Regions from separate parts of the Homo sapiens genome. Here region 2 is linked to region 1. Evidence: chromatin loops called from intact Hi-C (ENCODE). Cell type or tissue: dorsolateral prefrontal cortex. All regions are shown on one strand. Links, peaks and the distances in the headings refer to the core of each region. The heading gives the core; the rest is flanking DNA.

Region 1 (7,828 bases), core at 1-5,000:
ACGTTCCTCATCCCTGGGGTGGAGTTGGGATGTGTGGCTAGGAAGACTTGCTAGATCATGGAGGGACCAGGCTGCTGGGCCTCAACCTGACCAGCATCTCCACCCCCCGCCCCACTCCAGCCAGTGTAGGGAGCTCTGCGGTGATGAGCACGGCCATTATGGCAACGCTGCTGCTCTTCAAGCATCAGAAGGTAGGGGGTGCAATGTGGTGGGGACCTGGGCGGTGGGGGGGGTGGCGATGTGTGGCCCTGCTGCCTAGCCCTGCTCTGCCCACCCAGGGTGTGTTCCTGTCGCAGCTCCTGGGGGAGTTCTCCTGGCTGACGGAGGAGATACTGTTGCGTGGCTTTGATGTAGGCTTCTCTGGGCAGCTGCGGAGCCTGCTGCAGCACTCACTGAGCCTGCTGCGGGCGCACGTGGCCCTGCTGCGCATCCGTCAGGGTGACTTGCTGGTGGTGCCGCAGCCTGGCCCAGGCCTCACACACCTGGCACAACTGAGTGCTGAGCTGCTGCCCGTCTTCCTGAGCGAGGCTGTGGGCGGTGAGTCTTGAGGTGCACGGGGTAGGTGGGATGTGTGTGCAGTGGTGAAGGGAACGGCTCCTTCTTCATAATGGACCCTCCGCCCCCAGCCTGTGCAGTGCGGGGGCTGCTGGCAGGCAGAGTGCCGCCCCAGGGGCCCTGGGAGCTGCAGGGCATATTGCTGCTGAGCCAGAATGAGCTGTACCGCCAGATCCTGCTGCTGATGCACCTGCTGCCGCAAGACCTGCTGCTGCTAAAGGTCAGGCCTCCCCTACGGCCCACTTGGTCCTAGGCCTTCCCCTCTTGGTGGTAGGAATGGCCCATCCCTGCCCATGCTCTACCTCTGAAACCTCCTGGGTAGTAGGTGTGGCCTTGCCCGGTCTTTGGCTAGGCCCCTGCCCATGTGCCTGGCTCTCCTGAGGCCACATGGGTGCCTTTTTCTCCCAGCCCTGCCAGTCTTCCTACTGCTACTGTCAGGAGGTGCTGGACCGGCTCATCCAATGCGGGCTCCTGGTTGCTGAGGAGGTAGGCAGGGCAGTTGGAGACAAGATCCTTGCCTGGAGCCTGGCCTCCTCCAGCCTCCCACCCTGAGTGCCAGCTGCCCCAGGCTCCTCCTCTGCCCCGTGTGTGCTGTGGGGGTGGGCAGCCCCTGGCCTTGCAGCGGGGAAGCCTAGCTCGCACCTCTGCTCCCTGTGCCTTGGGATATAGCCACCTATGCCCCGGTTCTGTGTGTCTCTCTGGATAGCACTGGACATGTGTGCCTCTGAGGTTCTCTGCACACCTCCTGCTCCCCACATTTCTTGGCCACAGGGCTACTGCCCTTGAGGGTGGGAATTCACTTCCTCTCACTCTGCAAGTTGGCCCAGCAGGTGCTGGGGCATGGCTCTGGCCATCCTCTTGGGTCTCTAGGTCTGCTTTTACTGGTTTCACCTGCATGTACCTGGTCTGGGGGTGTAGGGTTGATCCCTGGCCAGCTTGTCAGAGAACAATGGCTCCACGGCCCCTAGACCCCAGGCTCCCGGCCAGCCTGTGACACAGGGCGACAGCGATTGAGCAGAAAGCTGCTGTGGAAACCGAGTGGGGACTTTACTGATAGTGACAGTGATGACTTCGGAGAGGCTGACGGCCGGTACTTCAGGGTGTGTTTCAAAAAGCTGCCCCTGGAGGGAGGTGGTAGGGAGGCGGTGGGGAGCTGCACTCACCCCGGCCTGTCCCCTCCAGCTCAGCCAGCAGTCACACTGCCCAGATTTCTTTCTTTTCCTCTGCCGCCTGCTCAGCCCGCTGCTCAAGGCCTTTGCACAGGCTGCCGCCTTCCTCCGCCAGGGCCAGCTGCCCGATACTGGTGAGGCCCTTGTTCCCTTGCAGTCCTCGAGGCAGGCTGTGTCTGTGCTGGGTGCCAGGTCTAGGTCTTCTCTCTTCTGCAGAGTTGGGCTACACAGAGCAGCTGTTCCAGTTCCTGCAGGCCACCGCCCAGGAAGAAGGGATCTTCGGTGAGTCCCAACCAGTCAGCCCAGGCTCCTGCAGGCAGTGGTGTTTGCTGGTGGCTGCTGCCCCCTGCAGGACAGTGACAACCCAACTCTAGGAAGGCAGGCTGCAGAGTACAGTCTTCTGTCCAGTCAGAGCTCTATCCCTCCCTGGGCTTCTTTAAACAAGAGGAGAGAAGCCTGTGCCCAGTGGCTCTCTGTTCTCCCTACCTAGAGCCTTCACTTCTCTCTTCTTTCCAGAGTGTGCGGACCCAAAGCTCGCCATCAGTGCTGTCTGGACCTTCAGAGACCTAGGGGTGAGAGGAGCCACTGTCACCATCTTCTGTCCCCCTGCTCCCACCCCAATAGAGTAGCTCAGGGAAACCCAGCTATGTCCCCATCACTCCACAGGGCTGGCCTGATGGTGCCTCATTAAGACCCTGGGATTTACTTGGTGTCTTCCAGCAACAGATTTGGTGATGGGTTGGAGAAGGTGGGATGGTTTCCTGCCTCTTGGTCTCCCAAATCACTGGCTCATCTTTCTAGGTGGGGTATTGGGACTGCTTTGCGGCAGCATTTGCACGCAAACATTGAGGTCTAAGGGGCCAGAGGTCTCAAGGCAGGTTTCTGGGGGACAGGCCTGGCCCCTGGGCCATGTGTACACAGTCCCTGTGGTGAGCGCACTCACGGCTTATCTTCCATGGCCCAGGTTCTGCAGCAGACGCCGAGCCCTGCAGGCCCCAGGCTCCACCTGTCCCCTACTTTTGCCAGCCTGGACAATCAGGAAAAACTAGAACAGTTCATCCGGCAGTTCATTTGTAGCTAGAACTGTGAGGAGGAGCCTGTGCTGAGACTTCTCAGCCCCAGAACACAGCTGTGTCCTAGAGCCAGAAGATGGAGAGGAGGCTGCAAACCCTTAGCTGCTCTATAAATATAATCATTGAGGCTTGATTGTCCCTTGCCATCTCTTGCTTTTTCCCTTCTTTGATGTGATAAACAAGGGGACGAGACGAGTTGTCTTTTCCCCAGCCCAGCAGCATCTTTTTGGTGTATGTGTGTGTATTTGCTCTCTTCTTCCCCAGTCCCACAAAATGCCCTAACTTGTCCCATGAAACAAAGCCCAAACGAAGACAAACAGCAGAAGCCAAGCTGCTGCTTTGACCCGACGAATTTATTGAAGAGAGCTCTGTCCTTCTCCCTTCTACCGAGAAGAGGCGGCTTGCAGGGCTGGCACCTGTCCACACCTGTCACTGGGCCTTTCCCTGGGCTAGGCTGAGTGGGAGCAGATGCCCTCATCCTATGTGCAGGGCCTGTGCAGGAGCCATCACACCACCTTGTTGATGATGACACCTAGTTCTTCAATCTCACACTGGACTTCATCCCCCTTCTGCAACAGAGCAGGCCATGAGAGTGTCAGCCCTTCCGTCAGACACACGTACACAAGCCTGTACTTCTCAAGTCTGAGCCAAGCCTGCCAGCCCTTTGGGGCCCTTGCTCTCTTTGCTTTTCACTAACCTACCTTGAGAAAGACAGGAGGTTTCCTGAATACACCGACACCTGGGTGGAGGTGGGGGGGTCCCAGTCAGGATGACATCCCCTGGGTAAAAGGTAACAAACCTGGAGCAAAGCAAAAGGACCCGGTGAGACCAGGGGCTGGCTGAGGTGGCCACAGCCAAAGGTGGAGGGCTCAGGTCAGCCTCCACATGTGTGGCAGGTGGAGCGGGGCTGGCAGGATAGCCCCTGTCACTCACTGGGACACCCAGGCTATCAGGTCCTCTGTCTTGAATACCATCTGGTTGGTGTTGCTGCTCTGGACCACTTCCCCATTCACTCGACAGCAGATCTTTAAGTTGTGTGGATCTGAAATGCAAAGATGGTACCTTGGAGTTATCCCTTTTCCCCTTCAAACCCCCCAGTATTTTACAAACACAACTATAGGGGTGCTTCGTGACTTGGCAGGTGAAAGGGCTTTAAAGTGCCCACATTGACTCAGTGCACTATGTTAGAACTTTCTGTATAGACATTGGCCTTCTCAGGCCTCCCTGCATCCCCAAGAGCACCAGGCAGTAGTCACTTGGATGAGTTGAGAGGATGTTGCAGACTCTGAAGGAGAAGAGAAAAATGGCTAGGGTTTTTGCCTTGAAAAAGGGCATCTGTCTACAGCATAGGAAGATACCTGTAGATACAAAAATGACTCCTGGGCAGGGCCAAGCGTGGTGGCTCACACCTGTAATCATAGCACTTTGGGAGGGCAAAGCAGGTGAGAACTGATTAAGCTCAGGAGTTCAAAACCAGCCTGGGTAACGTAGTGAGTGCTTGTCTCTATGCAAAATAATAAAAACATTAGGCATGGTGGTGCGTGACTGTAGTCCCAGCTACTCAGGAGGCTGAGGCGGGAGAACTGCTTGAACCCAGGAGGTTGAGGCTTCAGTGAGCTGGGATTGGGCCACTGCACTCCAGCCTGGGTGACACAGTAAGACCATACTTAAAAAAAAAAAAAAAAAAAAAAAAAAAAGACAGCATCTATAAAGCAGTGAGGCAATGGTTCTAGCCAGGACAGAGAAGCCTCGTGTACCGGATGCTGGCAGGGGATGGATTACTGTAAGAACATCCTGGCTAACCAGCACTTTTAACTGTTGGTGTTGGTCTTAGTGTTCTACCACCCTTAAGTAGAGCACCTGAAACACAATTTAACTTTGCCGAGGACTCTGTGTGGGTGCTGTGAGGCACTGGGGTCTTTGGTATCCTGGCATGGCTGGCCCATGTGGACACCCCCCACCTCCACCACAGTTGTGGGTGGCTGTGTGTTAAGAGGCTGCGCTCTGCCCTCTGGCACACTGCCTCCAACCTGGCGCTGTCCCCTCACTGTGTGTGGTCAATGCTGTTGTTTCCACAGTGGCTGGGTGAGTCACACTGGCTTTCATCTGTAGTGTGGAAAATGCCTGGGCCTTGCGATAGCTATGCTCCATGATGCTCAACTTAGATTATTTCAGATGGTGGCAGCCGCAGGAAGCCCGATCCACCCATCAGCTCAGTGTTCTTTGTAATTTACTTCACGCATGCAGTTTCACATCCTCTGCAGTTGTGTTCCCTCTAGGGGGCTTGGGAAGGAAGCCCATGGGAGAACTCGTGGCTGAGGATAAAAGACTTTCCCTGTATGGAGTCAGCAGTGAAAGGGCAGCCAGGGAGGGCAGGTGCCACATGTACCTGAACCCGTGCTCCTCCCTGGAGGGCTGTTCATCTGTGCAATGGTAGGTACAAGGGGGCAGGGATCAGGAACCTACCTGCTACACTGTCCTTGGTCACCAAGGCAGGGCCCAGAGGGCAGAAGGTGTCGAAGGTTTTTCCCAGCAGCCACTGTTTCCCATTGCATCTTGTTAGCCAGTCACGAGCACTCACGTCATGAGCCACAGTGAAGCCGGCCACGTGGGCCATGGCATCTGTGGCCTATGGGGGCAGGGGATTTGGCCATACAGGAGGATAGATCATGGGTGACACCAACACCTGTGGCAAGGGATCTCAAAGCTGTTATCCCATGTTAGTAGCCAGAGCCAGCCAAAGGTGGGTGAAGGGAAAGGCAGTGTCAGGGAGCAAGGAGGCTGACTGCTTCCTAGTGTCAGGGACAGCTGGCACCATGTGTTGGTGAGCGAGGTCAGAACTAGGAGAGGCAGGAGCTGGGGACTCTGCTGCACTCTGGCCTGGGAGCCCACCTTTTCCACTTCACCTTGATGTGCTTGCCTTTCTTTCCAATGACCACGGCCAGCTCCACTTCCCAATCTACCTCCTGTAGGGTGGGAGAGGAATAGTGAGCCGCAGTGGCTTTGGGGCCCATTAACTATGCTCAGAGGCTGTACGCTGTGGATCTCTGTCAGTATGGCTTGGCTGCCATCCCATGTTTGCCATCACCACGAACCAGAGCCCAGTGAACGACAAGGGAGGTGTGACTTGTAGACCCATACATTTTGGGCAGTGGCAGACAGCATCATGGGATGCAGGCACAGGTCCCCACACCATTGACTGCAGAAGAGCAACACGTGTCCAGGGCACTGAGTTTAAAAGTCACTCTGGATACTTTTAACAAAGGATAAATACGAAGTAATATCCCCTAGCAATATGTAACCTTACTGTGTGTCAGGCACTATTTTAAGTGTTTTAATCTATTAACTCACTTTAGTAAGAGAAAGATCCCACAAAGGACTTGAGTAAGCAATTCACAAAAAGGTAACGGACATGGCCACAAAACATGAAAAAATGCTCAGCCTCTCCCATAATCCATAAAATACACTATAAAATAGATATAATTTGGCCTTTAAAATTGGTGGCTCTTTCTAATAATAACCAGAGTTGGTATAAGTACACCTGACATCCAGATGTTGGTCTCTAATACCACTCCCCAGTAAGGAGCACCGGGTTCCTTGGTCCAAGACAGACAGTACATGATGAGCCTGGAACGTCTTGGCCAGAAAGCAAATATATGCTAAAAGCTTGGGGATGGAACAAACTTGAAGGTCCCTCATTGGCCAAATTGAGGTCACCTGAAGAATGTAAATGATGGATTACAACCAATTGAATAAAAACAAAAAGGAATTCACAGTGATATTGAAGACACAGGAATAAAGAGCGAGGCAGCTTTTTTTCTTTTTTTTTGAGATGGAGTCTCACTCTGTTGCCCAGGCTGGTGTGCAGTGGCGCGATCTCGGCTCACTGCAAGCTCCGCCTCCCAGGTTCACGCCATTCTCTCACCTCAGCCTCCGGAGTAGCTGGGACTACAGGCACCTGCCACCACGCCTGGCTAATTTTTTGTATTTTTAGTAGAGACGGGGTTTCACCGTGTTAGCCAGGATGGTCTCGATCTCCTGACCTCGTGATCCACCCGCCTCGGCCTCCCAAAGTGCTGGGATTTCAGGCGTGAGCCAACGTGCCTGGCCAGGCTTTTTTCATAGAAGAATGCCAGTTAATAAAAACTGCATGATTTAGAAAAATCATTGTTCTTGGCCGGGTGCGGTGGCTTATGCCCATAACCCCAGCACTTTGGGAGGCTGAGGCAGGTGGATCACCTGAGGTGAGGAGTTCAAGACCAGCCTGGCCAACATGGTGAAACCCCGTCTCTACTAGAAATACAAAAAATTAGCCGGGTGTGGTGGTGCATCCCTGTAATTCCAGCTACTAGGGAGGCTGAAGCAGGAAAATTGCTTGAACCTGGGAGGCAGTGGTTGCAGTGAGCTAAGATGGTGCCACTACATTCCAGCCTGGGTGACAGAGACTCCATCACAAAAGAAAAGAAAAGTCATTGTTCTTCATCCCCCAATGCAATAATGGATTCAGTAAGGATGACTACAGGATCCTTGGATGAGAATCTACGGGGCAATAAGATGGTTATGTGATCTCAAACTACCACATAGATTGCTTGTTAATTACAAAAATGGAAATGCATCTTCACAATGGAGGGACTTAGTGAACGTCAGCTAAACCAAGTGGTCAAATTCTGGGATGCAATGGGAAATGTATAACATCTTTGTAGATCTCTTGATAAAAATGCTTACCCTGACACTAATCATGAAGAAACAACCAGACAAACCCAGGATGTGAAACATGCTATGAGACAACTGGATTCTTCAAGGAAAGGGCAGGGGGGATTGTTTGAGGTCAGGAGTTGGCAAACTATGGCCAGCTCACCGTCTGCTATAATCAACTTTGATTGGAAACCCATCATTCATTTCTGTATCGTCCCTGGTGGTTTTCACACTATAACAGCAGAGTTGAATTGTTGCAAAACAGACCATATGACACTCAAAGTGTAATATTTACTAATTGGCCCTTGATATGGTTTAGCTCTGTGTCCCCACCCA
Region 2 (7,828 bases), core at 1,062-6,061, 49 kb before region 1:
GCTGAGTAGTTGTGACAGAGACCATATGGCCTGCAAAGCCTATATTAAGTCTTGCCCTTTAGAAAAGTTTGGCAACCCTTGTAATAGAGCATCAAAAGCTATCAAACAATATATTAAATGGCATGTTGTATGTATAACTGGAGTCCCAGAAGGAGAGGAGAATGAGAATGGAGCTTGACTAAATATTTGAAGAGAGAATGACTGAACACATCTTCATAAAACTCATGAAAGACGTCAACCCACAGATTCAAGAATAAAAATAACCCTAAACTACATAAATACAAGAAAGGCTATACCTAGAGATATCATCATCAAGCTAGAAAACAAAGGCAAAAAGATCTTAAAATCATCCAGAAAATACAATCAGGTTACATTTAGGGGAAACACAATAAGAATTGTAGCTGATTTCTCACTAGAAACAAAGGCAGCTAGAAGACAATTGAAGAACCACTTTAAAGGGTCTCAAGGAAAAATTCTGTGAGCTTAGAAGTCTATATCCAATAAAAATGTCATTCAAAAATAAAGGCCAAATTAAGGCATTTTTAGACAAACGAAAGCTTAAGGAATTCATTGCAACACTATAAATAGTACTAAAGGAATTTCTGAGGCCAAAGGGAGAGAATCTCAGATGGAAGCCCAGACTACCCAAAAGAAATAGAAAGGACCAGGAATTGTAAATATGTGGAAAATATAAGAGATTATCTTTTGTTTTTTACTTTAAAAAACACTTTTGGCCATTTAAAGCAAAATAATAAGCATGTGGAAGTAAAATATATAATAACACTAGTGCAACAGGCAGAGAGAGATCAATACAATTACACCGTTGCAAGTTCCTTTGATTATCTGGATGCAAGTGATGGTTACAGGTGTATGCATTTGTAGAAATGTATCAAGCTATAGCTTAGGATTTGTGTACTTCACTATATGTTAATTAGCCTGCACTTTAGTAAAGTACTGTTACCAAAGAAAGAGAATGGACACGACAGAGCTCTGTAGCCAAGTCAGGACTCACAGATGGAACAAATATTTATGTTTGTCACGGGAGAGTCAGGGCCTCCTGCTTGGCAGAGGCTGCTGAGAGCTGAAGATGGGGTTGGCTGGGGCTCAGCCCACCTCCTGCATTGCCGAGGAGGCAGCGTTTTCCTCTGTGACTGACTCCTGCTGGAGCCTTGGCTTTGTGGAGATCTGTGACAGGGCTTGGCCCATGAGATGAAGAGCCCAGAGGCCTGGCCTTCCTGTCCTGAGCCTGGTCCGCTTCTGGGGACCCTCTCCTACGGTGGAGAAAACCAGAATGTCATCCTGGAAGGGACTTCTGATTCAAGTACTTGATGGCTGCCATTTTATAGAGATGGGCTCTGGGGCTCAGAGTGAATACATTCTAGAAACTGGACTGGAAACCAGATCTCCTCTTTATACTGTAGCAGCTGTCTTGGGCCCATTCAAGCTTGTCCTTCCTAGGTCCACAGGTATTCCTCTCTCTGCTCTTTTCTTTAAAATCCTCATGCTACTAATGCTAAATAACTGCTGATAAAACTAATTCATACTAAAGTGTGAGTGACTGATTCCCTGTTAAAGTCTCCCCAAGAAAGGCATGCGTAGTAACCATGTCCAAGAAACCATTCTAATGGTGTGATCCCATTCAGCACCCAGGCTGAGGAGAAATGTTTTGGGATGAAGCAGGCAGAGGTGAGAAAGGGTTGCCAGTCTGGAGCTAGCATGGTGCAGGAGAGAAGGCAGGGTTCTGTCTTTGCCCGAACTCATCGGCTCATCTTGGCCACATTCTCTGACTTCCTTGGGTCTGTTTCTTCTGCTGTTAAATGAAGGCTGGACACTCAGATAGCCCAGGGCCCTTTAGCTCTCATGTCCCAGGCCTGTTCACTTACAGCCTTCTGGAGCTTTTGCTTTACAATAAGCAGTCCTCTGATCATCACTGGCTCTCACAATGTTCTTAGAAGCAGATTAGAGGCTTGGGTGTGTGGGTCTCTGTGTCACAGGTGAGGAAATGGGGCAGAGAGGGCAGGTCAGTGGCCCGGGGCCACTCTGTGGGATGCCACTGCATTCCTCCTCCTCCCCCAGCTGCCTCATGAACGGGGCTAAAGAAGCCTCCCCTTCCTGACAGAACCCACTGCTTCTCTGGTCAGCCCAGGACAGTGGAGCCCTCCCTGGGCAGGGGTGGGGGTGCAGAGCCAGCCCCACTCAAGTCCCCACGGGAAAGTACGGGGCCCCTGCCAGAGGAGCCCTTCCCTTTCATTCCTCCCCAATAGGAGGCCACCCCCAATGCCTTCACCAGCTCCCAAATGCCTCTCACCTCTGCACCTTCGAGCCTTTGCCCAGGAGCCCCCTCTGCCTGGATGTCCTTCCCTTCTTCTCTGCCCAGCACACTCCCACCAAAGCGGCCCCCCAAGGCAGGATGCAGCTCATGCTCCCAGTGGTGGACGGCTGTTCCGATCTTACCTAAGGGTTTCGCTTGCTGCCTGCAGCCTCCTCTGGGGGAAGGAGCATGTCTTGTCTCTCCTGTCCACCCACTTCCCAATGCACGGTTCCTGGCATGCAGCTGGGTCAGGACACGCGTTCTGAGCGCTTCAGAGGGCTGGTGAGGCACAGTGTCCCTGAATGTCCTCAGAGTCCAGGTCTGGCCCAGCCACATTCTTGAGGATGGGAAGCTAGAGAGGTAGAAATATCTCCGCTGAACGCCCAGCTGGTCACATAAGAGCTGGGGAACTGGACACTTCACCTAATGCCTCCGAGCCTCACCTTAACATGGGAGCTCAGCTCCTCCTCTGCAGCCTGTGGTAGTGAGCAGGTGAGGTCGTGTATGTGAAGACTTAGACCACATATGCCTGGGACATAGGACATGCTCAACTTCTTCCTGTTAATCCTCCTCTTACATCCGAGGGACCCTGGCCAGGCCACCCGGCGTCCTCTGTTTTCTCAAGGTCAAGGAGAATAATAGCCCCAGCACTGCCCAGCCCCTAAGGGATGGTGAGGGTGCAGATGGTTCATGATGACAGTTCCTGGGAGCTACAGGAGAAGTGAGGAGGGCTGGTGGGCCTGTGGCAACTTCCCACAGCTCACAGGAGGGCTGGAGCTGACCCGGCTGCTCCGCTCTGCTGCAGAAACAACAGCTGCTGCTCCCTGGGCTCAGGGCTGTGTCTGCAGTAGCCTGGGGACACCAGAGCCCCAACCCAGTGGAGCCCCTGCCCTGCTGTTCTGTGTTCTCCAGTGCGAGCCCCAAGCTGGTGTGCATCTCTCTTGCTTTAGGGATATAAAACTGTTTCATTTCCAAAATAAAGAGAACAAAGCCTCCTTGTGGCAACAATTATGCAGTCATAAGAGGAGGCTTAATGGGCGTTCATTAAGAGTTGCACTCAGGGAATGACAGCTCTGACAGCTGCCAGTACTGACTGTCGTAGAGTCATGGCGCTGTTCCCTGAGGGAGCATCACCCCCTCCCCTGAGCTGCAGCTGCTCCTCCGGGAATGGGGCTCACAGGAAAAAAGACCCAAGAGCAGACCTCTGGAGCCGCCAGAGCTAGTCTGGTCTCTCAGAGCGGCCTCGGATGGTGTGTGGCCACATTTGTGGCACTTGCTGTCTGATCAGAGAAGCAATGAACATATGCCAGGCCGGGATCTCACAGGCATCTAGGCTGGTCTGACAAATCCTTGGCCACATCTGACCACGTCTGTGCCCGTCATGCTGTGTTTGTTCCTACTGAGCCAAGGCCGTATCAGAATTCTTCAAATAGCCCTCCAGACAGCCAGGCTAGGGTGGCCAGGGAGTGGTGACTGGCTCTACATTCCCCATAGAGTCCATTTCGCCTCATCCCTGGATGGATGTCACCCTGGGACCCAGAAAGGGGTGTGACCTGAGGAACAGCCATTGCCAGATCCCGGTGCCCTCGCACCCTGGCGTGGTTGGGTCTGTTTCCACAGCTCACTTGTCCATGGGGAGAAAGCAGTGATTCAGGCCTGGCTGAGGGACTTGGACAGACACTCAGGATCTTCCTCCTGAGCCCTGTTTCCTCTTGCTCAGGAGAGGAGTTTGAATTGCTCCCTCATTCCCCTAGAAGTCCATGTAAGCCCATGCCACTGCCAGGTGGAGCTCCAGGCTCATGATTCAGGAAGGCCAGAGCGCCATACGCCCCTTTATTCCTGTCCCAGCTGTGTCTCTCCTGGTTGATCTGTGCCTCGAAAGCATAAGGATTCATCCGTTTTAGTCCCATGGATGGAAGCCGGCCCCTCTGCATAGAGTGGCACGGGGCAGGAGTTTGAACACCCCTAGGAGTATGGCACAGGTCACCTGTGGGGTGAAGACATAAGTGTGTTTGCAAGTGGGTGGGTGGCTGGGAACTGGAGGATTTGGCTGAGCCAAAGATGGGCTGGGTTTGCCCATCTTAGGGTTGTTGGCCTGGAGCTCAAATTGCTCTGTGATGGAGGAGGGTGACTCTGGAGCTCTCCCAGGCAAGGGCAGGGGCAGAGGGACAGAGAGAAGAAAGGGACGTGAGAAAGACAACACACAACCCCTTCCATGAGGCTCGCTGGATCTTCAGTCGTGTGGTTGGAACTCCGGGAGATGTCCCCTGAGCCCGGGAAGCAGGATAGGTCAGGAGAAGGCCCTAAGGAAAGGCTTTGGATACTACCTGTGGCCACACTCTCCTACAGGCCAAGGAGAGACAGACAGAGAGGGGCTCTGGGCAGCCAGTAGCACTGAACTCTCAGGGTCGAGGTCTGGGGCAATATCCGGGCTCCACTTTCATTCCGTAATGGCAACATAATAGAGTGCAGAGTGCTGGCTAAAGAGTGGGTAGCTTCCCTGGTTCAAGGCCAGCCTCTGGCAGCTGCCACTTTTTTTCAGTTGAGCAGTGGCCAACCTGCACAACAGGCCCCTTACCACATGCCAACACTGGGTACAGCCTGTGTGGAGGGGTCTTGGGAACCCGAATGTTGAATGCACCCCTTTGCTCTGTCTCTCGCTGGGGAACCCTCACTGGGCTGTCTTGGTTTGTGCTCCGTTCACTGGGCCAGCTCCTCCCTATGCCCCCAGCCCAGCCTTGGCACTGCATCTGGAACTCAGATGGGGGATGATCGCAGCTTTCAGGAAACTGCCCAGTGACAGGACTGGGCATCGTGCAGGGGGTGACTCATGTTCTAGTCTGTAGTTTTGACAGAATGCTTCTAAAAGTTTCCTGAGAAAAGGTGCAATAGAAGAAAGGATGTCTGCAAATGTCTTTAATGCATCCCCACATTTAGCCGAATGAGTGGCTGCCGTATTCAACGACGTCTGAGCTGCAGACAGCTGTCTCCAGAGGGGCTGGTGGGTTGACCCCTTTGGCTTCCAGTTGCTAGGCAGCTCCCCTGACTTCGTGGATACCCCCCTCTCCCCCACTCACCACCTCTGCTGCAACATCCTGTCACTCAGGAACTCCAACAATCCAACCCCATCTCTACTAAAAACAAAAAATTAGCTGGGTGTGGTGGCAGACGCCTGTAATCCCAGCTGCTTGGGAGGCTGAGTCAGCAGAATTGCCTGAACCTTGGAGGTGGAGGTTGCAGTGAGGTGAGATCGCGCCACTGCACTCTGGCCTGGGCAACAGCCTAAAACTCTATCTCAAAAAAGAAACTCCAGCAATCCTCACAAACAAACAAGATAACAGGCAAAGAACATGCTAACAAACGGCAGCTTTGATGACCAGGAAAGCGCATGGAGCTCCCATTCCAGGAATGTATTTTAACTGGACGTGCCTCCTTGGGAAAAAAAGAACAAAAAAGAAACTCCTAGTAAGAAAAAAAGCCCCGCCCTGCTTCTGACAGACTCAGCTCTGGCAGCAGCTGCTCCTGTTTGGAAAGACCTACATCCCAGGAATATAAATTTTTTATTGTGATTTTATTTTATTTGTTGATGCAGAGGGTTTTTATTTTATCTTTTGAACCAGTAGCAGCAGCGGGAGAGGGAGAAATGGGGGAGCTGCAAAGCTGGCTGGGGGTGTTCTCCCTCCTCTGCTGGGGGTGGAGATGACACCTGAGCCCCCTTCGCTGGGCTTGCTGGCCACACAGGCTCCTGTCTCTGCCATGGTGTGGGGACTTGTGGTATTGGGAGGGAAAGAAGAAGTAAAGAGGGGGTGGGGGCAGAGGGGCAGGGGTGTCCAGGGGTGTTTGGCCCAGAGCAAACCCCTGGTGCTCCCACATTCCGGGTCCGGGTCATCTGCTAGGACAGGCACAGTGGGAGGGGTGTGCCCCCTGCCCATCCTTGGGGAGGTTCGAATGGACTAGATCCAGTCCAACCCCCCAGCTGCAGTGGAGGAAGCAGAGGCCAAGTCCCTGCGGAAGCTGCCCAGGACCCGCTGAGTGGCGACCTCGGGGGCAGTCACCCTACATGCACCCAGGACTGAGGGTATGCGCGCTTCTCCTGTGCTGCCTGGGAAATAACAGGAAAGACCACGGGCGTCCACCCCCAGGGAAAAGGGTGAAGAAAGTGCGGGGCCCTGGCTGGGTCTCTCTGGGTGTGCAAGGAGAAGCCGAGGCGTCACAGGAACCCAGGAGGTGGGGAGGATGCAGAGCAGGACCTATTATTCCTATCATTAAGTATCGATTCTTATTTATGAGAAAACAACAATTATCTGGTGCCTGAATATGATTATGAATTTTAAAAGATCCAGAGGAGTACCCGAGAAATTGTTCATGATTATTAGGGAAAGGGAAACATTTTATCTTAGACATTAGGTATGGCTTGAAGTGTATTTTTTTGGAGGGTGACATGTATTATTTTTATTAAATGGTAGTAGCTGAAGTGGTTACCTCTAGAAACAGAAATTTGTTTTGTGGGAGGGTTAGGTGGTTAAGAGACATATTAACACTGCCTGTAATACTTCAGGGTTTTTTTTCTAACAAAAAGAGATGTTCTTGTACAATTAAAAAAAATCTCTAAACTGCAATAATAAAGAAAAACAAAGCAACTCCTGGCTGCAGCCTGTGGCCTTTTTTCCCCTGCACACCCTGCCTGGGAACTCAGGTCTTAGGAAGGCAAGCCCCTGCCTGCAGCTTGCCTTCCTAAAAGGCCTCACTGACTTCTCAGCATCTGTGTGCTGTGGCCAGGGTAGCTCGGCACCTGGATCCCAGCTCCATGGGGCTCCAGGAAGGCTCAGAGGGCACAGCACTTACTCAATCCTGCTGTCCGCTCTCAGAGGAGCAGGGTGGGAGCCCAGGAGCCTGGCCCAGCTCCCCAGCAATCCATGATGCTCCTGGCACCGCTCCCGGCCCCCGAGACAGACAAAGCACCATCCTATTCTCCAAAGTCCTCTAATCCCTGGTCGTTGTTTGCTTTCCAAAGGAGCCCTGGTTGACCCTGAGCCAGCAGTCCACACCTTTGCCCAGGGTGAGCTCTGACTCAGCTCTCTTGCTCCTTCCCCCTCACCCATGGCCCCTCTGGTTCCTGAGGCTGAGGGACATGGGCTTGTGGGGGGAGGGTTCTTGAGGGAGGCGTCCCAGGCCCATTCCCGGTGCCAAGCTCCCCTCCGTCTCCCCCCATTCCCCCATCCCCTCTGCTCCTCAGTGGCTGGCAGGTGGCATTGTTCAGCACCTGACAGCTCCCCCCACTCCCACAGCTCCTGCCTCCTGCACTGTTTTGTCAATTTGGACAGCTGTCATGCCAGCTCTGAAACACACCCAGTGTTTCCTACCCAATTCTGGAGGCCCCACTCTGCTCCAAGCAGCCTGGTGACCTTGGATGTCCTTTTTCCTGTCTGGGCCAGGGATCCCACCTGGGTTGAAGAGAGCAGGGACAGTGTGGTGCAGCAGGAGCCTATTCCCATACTGTGTCCTCACTGAGAGCTT

What was found. Hi-C counts contacts between places; a loop is a spot of excess contacts. Peaks named below come from ENCODE experiments on the same cell type or tissue, not always from the same donor. Only the 100,000 strongest peaks of a DNase experiment are listed, where the experiment ranks them.
Region 2: it touches region 1 in a loop (4-fold over the local background); 2 of 110 quality-filtered maps call a loop at or near these places.

Annotation. Positions count from the first base shown.
Region 1 is chr2:96,017,136-96,024,963 of GRCh38, reverse strand. GPAT2 (glycerol-3-phosphate acyltransferase 2, mitochondrial) reads left to right here. Exons shown (of 22, transcript NM_001321527.2): 14 at 121-191; 15 at 279-537; 16 at 627-775; 17 at 964-1,041; 18 at 1,524-1,655; 19 at 1,738-1,858; 20 at 1,941-2,006; 21 at 2,241-2,296; 22 at 2,689-3,018. The coding sequence ends at 2,805. LOC124900512 (fumarylacetoacetate hydrolase domain-containing protein 2B-like) reads right to left here. Exons shown (of 4, transcript XM_047446740.1): 3 at 5,690-5,763; 4 at 5,321-5,483. The coding sequence ends at 5,465. It also overlaps the pseudogene FAHD2CP. Among named protein-coding and RNA genes, the nearest start is that of GPAT2, 14 kb to the left of the region's middle. In dorsolateral prefrontal cortex, for the core only: a CTCF peak has its summit at 2,084 (motif pointing left); DNase peaks (open chromatin) are centred at 243 and 2,063; H3K27ac peaks cover 3,178 bases.
Region 2 is chr2:96,067,694-96,075,521 of GRCh38, reverse strand. No RefSeq gene overlaps it. Among named protein-coding and RNA genes, the nearest start is that of GPAT2, 37 kb to the right of the region's middle. In dorsolateral prefrontal cortex, for the core only: a CTCF peak has its summit at 3,318; DNase peaks (open chromatin) are centred at 3,181 and 3,451; H3K27ac peaks cover 1,804 bases.